Regions from separate parts of the Homo sapiens genome. Here region 2 is linked to region 1. A link is an interaction called in ENCODE POLR2A ChIA-PET data of the cell type or tissue named here. Cell type or tissue: MCF 10A. All regions are shown on one strand. Links, peaks and the distances in the headings refer to the core of each region. The heading gives the core; the rest is flanking DNA.

The links. Peaks named below come from ENCODE experiments on the same cell type or tissue, not always from the same donor. Only the 100,000 strongest peaks of a DNase experiment are listed, where the experiment ranks them.
Region 2: POLR2A ChIA-PET joins it to region 1 with 11 read pairs; 16 of 35 experiments call an interaction of 5 or more read pairs at or near these places.

Annotation. Positions count from the first base shown.
Region 1 is chr19:13,859,812-13,865,184 of GRCh38, reverse strand. It overlaps a transcript of NANOS3 not described here. Among named protein-coding and RNA genes, the nearest start is that of MIR181C, 12 kb to the left of the region's middle. RefSeq lists enhancers at 1-613, 2,813-3,062, 3,123-3,552. In MCF 10A, for the core only: a CTCF peak has its summit at 2,756 (motif pointing right); DNase peaks (open chromatin) are centred at 2,804 and 3,164.
Region 2 is chr19:13,745,025-13,750,397 of GRCh38, reverse strand. YJU2B (YJU2 splicing factor homolog B) reads right to left here and starts at 2,503. Exons shown (of 10, transcript NM_030818.4): 1 at 2,444-2,503. RefSeq lists a silencer at 2,213-2,522. In MCF 10A, for the core only: no CTCF peak of the experiment used is centred there; a DNase peak (open chromatin) is centred at 2,607.

The DNA of each region.
Region 1 (5,373 bases), core at 214-5,213:
TCCCTCCTCCCCGCGCCGCGCCGGGCGGTGGGTCCAGCCGCGGCCGTGCGCGTCCCGAGGCCTCCTGCCAGGCGCACCGGGACGCACTCGGGGGATGCCCGTGGGTCTCCAAAACGCAGCTCCCGGGGCCCGCGCGGGGGAATCAGGGACACGGGGGCGCGGGCGGGCACACGCAGGGACCCAGACGCACGCAGACCTCAAAGGCGCCGGGGGGAGCACACGCGCACAAAGGCACGCGGGCCACAGACATAGGGAACGGTGTGCAGGGGGCTGCGAGACACACACCCAAGGGAGGGGGTGGCGGGACGTGCGGGCGTGCCGGGCCGCACGAGGGTGGTCATAAAACCCAGCTACACACAGAGGGACACCCGGGGGCACCAGACACATGCAAGGTACACAGACACACCACATTCAGGACAGGAGGGAAGGTCCTTAGAACCGAAATATGCAGAAACGCGGCTGAACCCCGGGCACGCACAGCTCACACAAGACACACGGACACGCAGGAGATCACAGACGCACTGGGGTATCCACAGACCTGAGATATACCCCCCAACATACACACACAGTACCCCAGGTACACAGCCACAGGAGCACCGTGACACACACAAAATAACCTAATACATGGATATAGACATAGAACCAGAACACACCCATGGAGACACAGATCCACAAAGTTCACAGACACACACATATATGCACAGCCACTCGGGTCAAATGGACCAGTCGCAGAGGCAGAGAAACACAGCCAACAGCCACATGCACAAGACCCCCAGCAGGTCCCAGAGCCACAGGGGTCCACATGGACACACGCAATTCAGGGGCACGTGGGGATGTGTACCTGGGACCATGAGGCACAAGCATATATACAGGCCAGGTGCACAGACCACATGCAAGCTGTACAAAGGATGGGGCTCCCCGGATCTCCCAAAGATCCTTGCACAGACGGTACTCCTCCCCAGACATCCCCCCTCCCCCTGCCCAGGTATAAGAGCATGCACAAGGCTGGAATGATCGTACCCTGGCTGAGGCTCCACACACTGCCCCTGCCCGCAGTGGCCACCGCGGCTGGTAGAGGAAGGTCACATCAGGGCAAACCATGGCGCCAGGCAGCCTCCCATTGGCCCGGGCTGAGCTGACAGATTTCTCATTCTGTTTATTTATCCCCCACCCCAGTCTGAGAGGGGGATGGAGAAACCTTTGACTGGCCCCCTTCCAAGCCCAGACCTTAACCCTTATGGGGCCATGGCCCTTCCCCACCTGATCGCGCACCCCTCACTTCCTTTCAGCCTCCTCCACCACAGTCCTGCCTCAGTTTCTCCTTGACAGGTTCACCCTCCCACATCGTCCAGCTGCCTTCAGGTCTCAGCCCAGAAAGTCTGGTTCCAGGTCCAGGAGAGTGGATGTCTCCAGGACCACTCCCCCGACCCCCAACCCCACCAAAGGTTAGAGGGGCCAGCTGTAGTCTACACCTAACCTCTCCCAAAGGAAGTCTTCTCCCAGAGTGGGGATGGAGAGACACGTGCAGGGGAGAGAATGGGAGTTCATTGCAATCTAGTAATCATACCTCCATGGGGTTGGGGGGGGCCAGTCAGCTCTGTTGATGGCCCTCCTGTGCCGCCCGCCCCCCTGCCGGCCAGCCCTTCTTACAGAAAAGAGGCAAGGGGGGCCGGGCACAGTGGCTCAAGCCTGTAATCCCAGCACTTTGGGAGGCCGAGGCAGGAGAATCGCTTGAGGCCAGGAGTTCAAGACCAGTCTGGGCAACACAGCGAGACACTGTCTCTACAAAAATAAAATTAAAAAAAAAATTAGCTGGGTGTGGTGGTGAGCGCCTATAGTCCCAGCTACTTGGGAGGCTGAAGCAAAAGGATCCGTTGAGCCCAGGAGTTCAAGGCTACAATGAGCTATGATGGTGCCACTGTACTCCAGCCTGTGCAACAGACAGAGACTTCATCTCTAAAAAAAAGAGCGTATTGGGGAAAGAGTTCCTCTCTTAGAAAAAGAGGCGGAAGGGGTTGGGGAGGGACTTGCTTTGGAATATGCAACATTCACATTTATTCATTCACTCATTCATCCACTCATAGACGTGTATGAGCCTCGTCTCCCATCCAGACCAGAGCAACCCTTGAGGCAGGGACTATTCTCTTTAGAAGGGTGGGCCCAGGGTAGAGTTCTCCCCAGCTGTATCTTCGAACCTTCTTCCTGGTCCCAGGAATGCCTATCATCATCTCAGATTCTTCCCAGCAGGCCAATGAAGTGAATACTGCCCTTTCCACAGATGGGCAACCGAGGCCCAGATGGGGCCTGCCCTTGCCCAAGGTGGTACCGCCTGTAAGAGGCAGGGCTGGGGCCAGGCGTGGTGGCTCACACCTGTAATCACAGCATTTTGGGAGGCCGAGGCGGGCGGATCACGAGGTCAGGAGTTCGAGACCAGCCTGACCAACATGGTGAAATCTCTTCTCTACTAAAAACACAAAAATTAGCCGGGCGTGGTGGCACGCGCCTATAATCCCAGCTACTCAGGAAGCTAAAGCATGAGAATCACTTGAACCCGGGAGGCGGAGGTTGCAGTGAGCCGAGATTGTGCCACTGCACTCCAGCCTGGGCCACAGAGCGAGACTCCGTCTCAAAAAAAAAGAAAAAAGAAAAAAAAAAGGCAGAGCTGGAATTCTTTCTGTGCGAGGCCTTTCCCCCCGTCTCTTCTCCAGGACCGGCCAGCTGTCCTGCTCGCTGAATTTCCTGCAGCCACCAGCAGGGGGCAGCAGAGTCCAGCGCCCTCCCAGCTGTGGAGGCCGGCGGGACTGATCTCAGCTCTCAGCGCAGTCTCCTCCCCCTCCTCCCCGCCACCTCCCACTCCACGGTAGCTGAGGACTCTGCCTGGACACCCCAGGCTGGAGCCTCCACTGCTCAAATGCAGAGTCCCCAGAAGGAAGGGCCCCTTCTTAAATAAAGCCCCCTAGAAGTGCCGTCCACACAAATGTCCAACTCACTCGGTGTTTCTCTACGTCTAACTCTCCTTCTTGCTGCAACGCATTTGCCGGGGCGGGCGGCCTCTGCATTCCTGAACTGGGTCAGACCAGGAGAGAGGATTCCTGGATCCTGGCCCAGTGGCCAATCCGCCCTGGGCTTCTCACCCCCCAGACTCCTCTGAAGATCCCCAGAGCCCAGCACAGGATGGGAGGAGCGGTGGGGGAAGCCCCAGCGCCCCAGACGCCTTAGGGCGTGGGAACTGCCCTCCCCCCTACACACCCCCGGTCCCCAGTTCCTGGGGCCCCTGCCAGTGCTGACTCATAGGGGGAGCCCAGGGCTGCGACACAGCAGCAGCTCTTCCTGAACCTCTCCCTGGGAGATTTCACCTCCTGTCCCCTTGGGGGTCTCCGTGGGGACCCAAGGTGGGTGTAAGAGCCAGGCAGCCCTTCTCAACTCCATCAGCCCGGAACTCCAGCCCCCGAAGTCCCCCAAGGCTGTGGCCATTGGACACTGGGTGGATGTGTCAGGCCGTGGGGGTCTTCGGAGGTGCCCCTGTATACTCAGATGTGGGTGTAGTTTGCACACTCAGGCATCGACCGAGAGAAAGCCCCGAGGAGGCAAAGCCTAGGCCATGTGGGTGCTTTCCTCCGCACCCCACCAGAGTCTGGGCAGGGACACTTCAGGGCCAGAACGAAGCCCTGGGCTCAGAGCTCATTTCCTCAACTGCAAACGGTCTCCCGCCATCTTCCCGGTCTCCGGAAATGGCAGCTCCATCCTCCCAGCTGCTCAGACAAAAACTTTTATTAACAGATGCAACCCATTAACAATTTTGCTTACTGTCCTTTTTTTTTTTTTCTTCTGAAACAGGGTCTGGCTCTATCGCCCAGGCTGGAGTACAGTGGCACGATCTCTGCTCACTGTATCCTCCGCCTCCCGGATTCAAGCCATCCTCCCATTTCTTTCAGCCTCCCAAATAGTTGGGGCAACAGGCACCTGCCACCACGCCTGGCTGATTTTTTTGTATTTTTAGTAGAGATAGGTCTTGCTATGTTGCCCAGGCTGGTCTCGAACTCCTAGACTCAAGCAATCCACCCGTCTTGGCCTCTTAAAGTGCTGGGATTACAGGCATGAGCCACTGCTCCCAGGCTAGTTACTGTCCCTTCTAATGCATCCAGAATCCTGACTTCTCCAAGGCCCACCCTGGTCCGGCTTCCATCATCTCTCCCCAGAATTGCTCCAGTTGCCACCTCTCTGCACACCTTGCAGCCCCCGACAGTCTGTCCCCATCCCCCTAATCCCCTCCCCACCACAGCAGCCGGGGCGGGGCGCCTGTGAGCACCCAAGTCAGGTCCAGTCCCTCCTCTGCTCAGAACCCTCAATGGCTCCCACCTTATTCAGAGCAAAAGCCAAAGTCCTCCCCAGGACCCAGAAGGCTTTGCACAGTCTCCTGTCTCCTCTCTGCCTCACCCTCTCCACTCCCTCCCTCATTCACCCCATTCCAGACCTCCTCAGCTGGGATTACAGGCAACCACCACGACACCCAGCTAATTTTTTTTGTATTTTTAGTAGAGACAGGGTTTCACCATGTTACCCAGGCTGGTCTCAAACTCCTGAGCTCAGGCAATCCGCCCACCTCAGCCTCCCAAAGTGCTGGAATTACAGATGGAGCCCGGCCGACTCCCCTATTTCAAAATTGCACCCACCTTGCTTTCTCCTCTATTTATTTCTCACAACCCTGTCACCTTTTTTTTTTTTTTTTTTTTTTTTTGAGATGGAGTCTCGCTGTCGCCCAGGCTGAAGTGCAATGGCGCGATCTCGGCTCACTGCAACCTCCGCTCCCGGGTTCAAGCCATTCTCCTGCCTCAGCCTCCCAAGTCGCTGGGATTACAGGTGCCACCACCATGCCCGGCTAATTTTTTGTATTTTTAGTAGAGACGGGGTTTCACTATGTTGGCCAGGCTGGTCTCAAACTCTTGACCTCGTGATCCGCCTGCCTCGGCCTCCCAAAGTGCTGGGATTACAGGCGTGAGCCACCGCGCCTGGCCCTGTCACCTTTCAACACACTACATGTTTTACTACACATCTTGTTTCTTGTCTGTCTCCTGTACTTGATTGTCAGCTCTGCCAGCACAATAGCTGTTGTCTTTTTTTTTTTTTTTTTTTTTTTTGGAGAGATGGGGGTGGGTCTCACTTTGTTGCCCAGGGCAGTCTCGAACTCCTGGGCTCAAGCGATCCTCCTGCCTCAGTCTCCCAAAGTGCTGGGATGACAGGTATGAGCCACCGTGCCCAGCCTACAACGTTTGTCTTCATCACTGCTGGAGAACTTAAAAAAGGCCCTTAGTCAATATCTAGTGAATTAATGCATTAATAATCACTATGTTCCTGGCATGCATGTGGGGTGAG
Region 2 (5,373 bases), core at 264-5,263, 110 kb after region 1:
AAAATTAGCCGAGTGTGATGGTGCATGCCTGTAATCCCAGCTACTCGGGAAACTGAGGCAGGAGAATGGCTCAAACCGGGAGGCGGAGGTTGCAGTAAGCCAAGATGGCGCCACTGCACCCCAGCCTAGGCTACAAAGTGAGACTCCGTCTCAAACAAACAAACAAAAAAAACCAATGAACTCATCTAACCATCCAATCCATAGTCACTTGTTTCCTGGAATTCTGATCATATCACCCTGTGTCGGTTTATGTCTCCCCCGGCAGGTCACACTGTGCCATATCCCTAACACCTAGGACAGTGCCAGGCCCAGATAAATGTCAACTGGGTAAACAACTGAGATAACTGAATGAGGCTCCATAAGGGTCACAGTCAGTGCAGGTGACACAGGTGGGAAATGCAGGGGCTCCTCAAACTAGGGGTGGTGAGACCCCCTCTCATGTTTGGAAGGGAGGCTTTTAGGTCATATAGAAGGAAGTTCTTCACGCCTGTAATCCCAGCACTTTGGGAGGCCGAGGCGGGTGGATCATGAGGTCAGGAGATCGAGACCATCCTGGCAAACACAGTGAAACCCCGTCTCTACTAAAAAATACAAAAAATTAGCTGGGCGTGGTGGCGGGTGCCTGTAGTCCCAGCTACTCGGGAGGCTGAGGCAGGAGAATGGCGTGAACCCGGGAGGCGGAGCTTGCAGTGAGCAAAGATTGCGCCACCACACTCCAGCCTGGGCGATAGAGCGAGACTCCATCTCAAAAAAAAAAAAAAAAAAGAAAGAAGTTCTAGTTTACACTAAAGAGAGACTCTGTGAAGCAGTGAAGGGTATTCTAGAACAGAGATTGGCAAAGTTTCTCTGTCAAGGGCCAGAAAATAAGTATTTCTAGCTTTTTAGGCCAGATTATCTCTGCCCCAACAACTCAACTCTGCTTTCATAGCTAGAAATCAGTCCCAAACAATATATAAATGAACGGGCGTAGCTGCATGCCAATATAAATTTTATTGATGGACACAGAAATTTGAATTTCACATAATCGTCATGTCACAAAGTATTATTCTTTTGATTTTTCCCCAACTACTAGAAAATTTAAAACCATTCTTGGGGGCCGGACTCGGTGGCTCACGCCTGTAATCCCAGCACTTTGGGAGGCTGAGGCAGGTGGATCACTTGAGGTCAGGAGTTCAAGACCGGCCTGGCCAACATGGTGAAACCCTGTCTCTACTAAAAATACAAAAATTGGCCAGGCCTGGTGGCGTACGCCTGTAATCCCAGCTACTGGAGAGGCTGAGGCAGGAGAATCGCTTGAATCTGGGAGGCGGAGGTTGCAGTGAACCGAGATCACGCCACTGCACTCCATCCAAGGTGACAAGAGTGAGATTCTGTCTCCAACAAAAAGAAAGAAAGAAGCTGATGGAAGAGCTTCTGATGGAGTGGGAGTGGTGTAGTGAGGTGGTGAGGCAGTGGTGCAAAGTCCCGGATATAAACTGTTCTACCCTCACCTTAGTCTTGTATCCTCCAACTATAAAGTGTGTCCTTTAGATTGGATTATTCCAAGGTCCCTTCCAACCTAAAAATACTTTTGCCAACAAAATAGCTAAGTGCCCCTTGAGGCGTTAGGGGACACGGCTCCCTGGGCTTGAATCCCAGCTCCACTCCTCATCAGCTGGGTGACCTTGGTCAGTGACTGCGCTTCCCTGGGCTTGTATTTCGTCACCGGTAAAGGGCGAATGACGACGACAAGACTGACTTTCTGGGGATGCTGTGAATCAACTAACCCACGGGAAGAGCCTGCAAAGAGCAAATACTCCGTTTACAGGAGCTCGAGGGTGTGTGTGTGTCTTAAGATGGTTTTGTTACCCCAGTAAATGGCAGACGGGGCTATCGGGTGGGCGTGTAGATATCTCCGGTCCTTGGTGCAAAAGTAATTACCGACCCTGTTTGTCCTGGGCTTACGGCTTGGGCTCGGAGCTCCACCCTGCTGCTTCCTATCTGCTTGACTTGGGGCAAATTGTTTTCTCTCTCTAAGCCTCATTTTCCTTATGTGTAAAAATGGCTGGTTAAGGCATTCAGGGCAGCGCCTGACGCCGAGTTAAACGTTTGGCAGTTTAGTCATTTCTGCTGCTCACGGTTTTACAAGAATCATTTTTATAAAATCTGGTGAGATAGGGACTTATTGGTCCCATTTTCCCGATGCAAAAACCCAGGACCCTTCAGGCATAATATGGATCCGGGCTAGGATGGGACCGGGTCCCGGGCACTTGGGTCAGAGGTCTCAGCTGGGGCCTCAGGGACTTTGGTCCTGGCTGGGACCTGGGCCGGCTCCGGGCATCTAAATCGGGTCCTCAGCTCCGCGTCCCCCGACGCGGAAGGGCGCGCCGGGCAGCTCCGAGGCCAGGGTGAGGCGGCTGCCGGACCCCCGGCCCTCCCCGCTCCTCCGCCCGCCGGCACTTACCTGCCCTCCTCCCGACGTCACGCCCTGACCGTGCCCGGAAGTGCGCGCTGAGAGCGCGGTGAACCTGGGCGCCCTCTCCGCGCCCCCAGGACGCCGGCGTGAGGCGGGGCGAGGCAGCAGCTCCACGCTGATTGGCTGAAGGACGATACGCCAAGCGTTCTGCGACGCCGGAGTGGGCCAATCCAGGAATGCCCCGCCCAACCGCGCTTACGCCAAGAGGCTCCATCCTCTGTCCAGCCCACTACGTGAGGCCCAATCCGAGGCCCGCCTCCTGGCACCGCCCTCCCAGGCGTGCTGTCCTGCGCGCTGCAGCCGGTCAGCGAGGGTGTGGTGGCGGGCCCCTGTAGTCCCAGCTACTTGGGAGGCTGAGGCAAAAGAATTGCTTGAACCCGGGAGGCAGAGGTTGCAAAGAGCCGAGATCGCGCCACTGCACTCCAGCCTGGGCAACAACAGCAAGACTCCGTCTCAAGAAAAATTATTTGCACAGGCAAGGTCTTACTATGTTGCCCCGGCTAGTCTCGAACTCCAGGGCCCAAGCAATCCTCCTGCCTCCCAAAGTGCTGGGATTACAGGCGTGAACCACTGCTCTGTTTTTGCATTTTTAAATAGTTAGGTGGGGGAAAAACTATTTTACGACTTATGAAAATAAAACATTCAAATTTCAGCGTACGTAAATAAAATTTCATTGGAACACAGGGATATGCGCTTTTGTCTGCTGATTGCTTCAAAATAAGGGCACTTGGGGGAACAGCAAATGCAGGGAAGGAGAGGTTTTCTCTGAATTTCTCTTATCTGCCTAAAGACAGAAAGAGGAATGCTTTCCTACGATCTTATTAACTAGGGAAGAGTGAAACCATTCCCAATCATGTATCCTTCTGAGGGCTGCTCTGAGACAACTTTTATTACCTGCAAGACTTTTTTATTTGCTTAACAAGACAGACTTTCTCCATCATACAATTTCTCCCCTTACCCTCCCATAACTTGTGTTACCACCATCCTCCCAGAAGCCCCAAACCCCTATTCTTTTCTTTGATACTTTTTTTTTTTTGAGAGGGAGTCTTGCTCTGTGGTCCAGGCTGGAGTTCAATGGCGTGATCTCAGCTCACTGCGCTCTCCACCTCCCAGGTTCAAGTGATTCTCTTGCCTCAGCCTCCCGAGTAGCTGGGATTACAGGCACCTTCCACCACGCCCGGCTATTTTTTGTATTTTTAGTAGAGATGGGGTTTCACCATGTTGGCCAGACTGGTCTGGAAGTCCCAACCTCAGGTGATCTGCCTGCCTTGGCCTTCCAAAGTGCCTGGATTACAGGCATGAGCCACTGGGCCCAGCCTCTCTGATCCTTTTTGGAGTCTTGTATTTTGTGGGACTCCCCTGCATAGGTACATAATTAAATATGGCTTTTGCCCTGTCTGTTTACATGTCAATTTAATTCGTAGCCCAGCCAAAGAACCTATAAAGGTGAAGGGAAGCCATTTTTCACCTACCTACAAACAGCCGGGCCCATTCATTTATCTATTGTCTATGTCTGCAACAGGGTTGAATTCAGTGGTTGCCACAGAGGAAGAGAGAGCCCAAAGAATCTAAAATATTTACCATCTGGCCTTTTACAGAAGAAGTGGGTGGATACTTCTCTTAGAGCCTTCAGATTAGCCTGGCCCTGCCTTCTGCACAGGTGAATGGCTTTTGAATTTACTTTTTTTTTTTTGAGTCGGAGTCTCACTGTCACTCAGGCTGGAGTGCAGTGGTGTGGTCTCAGCTCACTACACCCTCTGCCTCCCAGGTTCAAGTGAGTCTCCTGCTTCAGCCTCCCAGGTAGCTGGGACTACAGGTGCCCGCCACCATGCCTGGCTAATATTTGTATTTTTAGTAGAGATGGGGTTTCACCATGTTGGCCAGGCTGGTCTCAAACTCCTGACCTCAGATGATCTGCCCGCCTTGGCCTCCCAAAGTGCTGGGATTACAGGCATGAGCCACTGTGCCCAGACTGAATTTACTTTTATGCCTTGTAGGGCCTAACAGAATCTATTTGTTCATTCAACAGCTGAGCTGTTCATTGGACACCTGCTATATGTCTGGTCCTGGGGATTCAGAGAGGAAAGAACACACTCTTTTCTCAGTGATGAAGCAGACACTTCAACTGGCAATTTATCAAAGACAGGGTGAGAAGTGATGACAATATTACTACTATTCCTCCTGATATATATATATATCTATATATATATATATAGATATCTATAGATCTATAGATATCTATATATCTATATCTATCTATCTATCTATCTATCTATCTATCTATCTATCTATCTATGGAGTTTTGCTCTTGTTGCTCAGGCTGGAGAGCAAAGGCACAATCTTGGCTCACCGCAACCTCCACCTTCCTTCCGGGATCAAGCGATTCTCCTGCCTCAGCCCTGGGATTACAGGCATGCGCCACCACACCCAGCTAGTATTTTTAGTAGAGACGGGGTTTCTCCACGTTGGCCAGGCTGGTGTTGAATTCCTGACCTCAGGTGATCTGCCCACCTCGGCCTCCCAAAGTGCTGGGATTACAGGCATGAGCCACTGCGCCCGGCCTCCCCATGCTTTATTATTCGGTGCCAGGTTCCATCTCTGTTCTAAAGCCGGGCTCTACTAACAAATGAATTCTTACATAGTCATGGTGCTGCATACTGAGTGCTCACTACCCACTAGGCACCACTGAGCAATGCTTGGTGCTCACTCACACATGCATAATCTCATAGAATGCCCCTAGAAGGTAGATACTTTTCATCATTTCTGTTTTACAGATGGTGAGACAGGCCCAGAGAGGTTAAGTCGCACAGTTAGTGAGGGGTGGAGGAGCTGACCTACAACTGCTCATGCTAAACCTTGTTCCCTTGTCCTCTGAGCTATACTGTTTTGGGTTGTATGCATTTGACTTAAAAGACCAT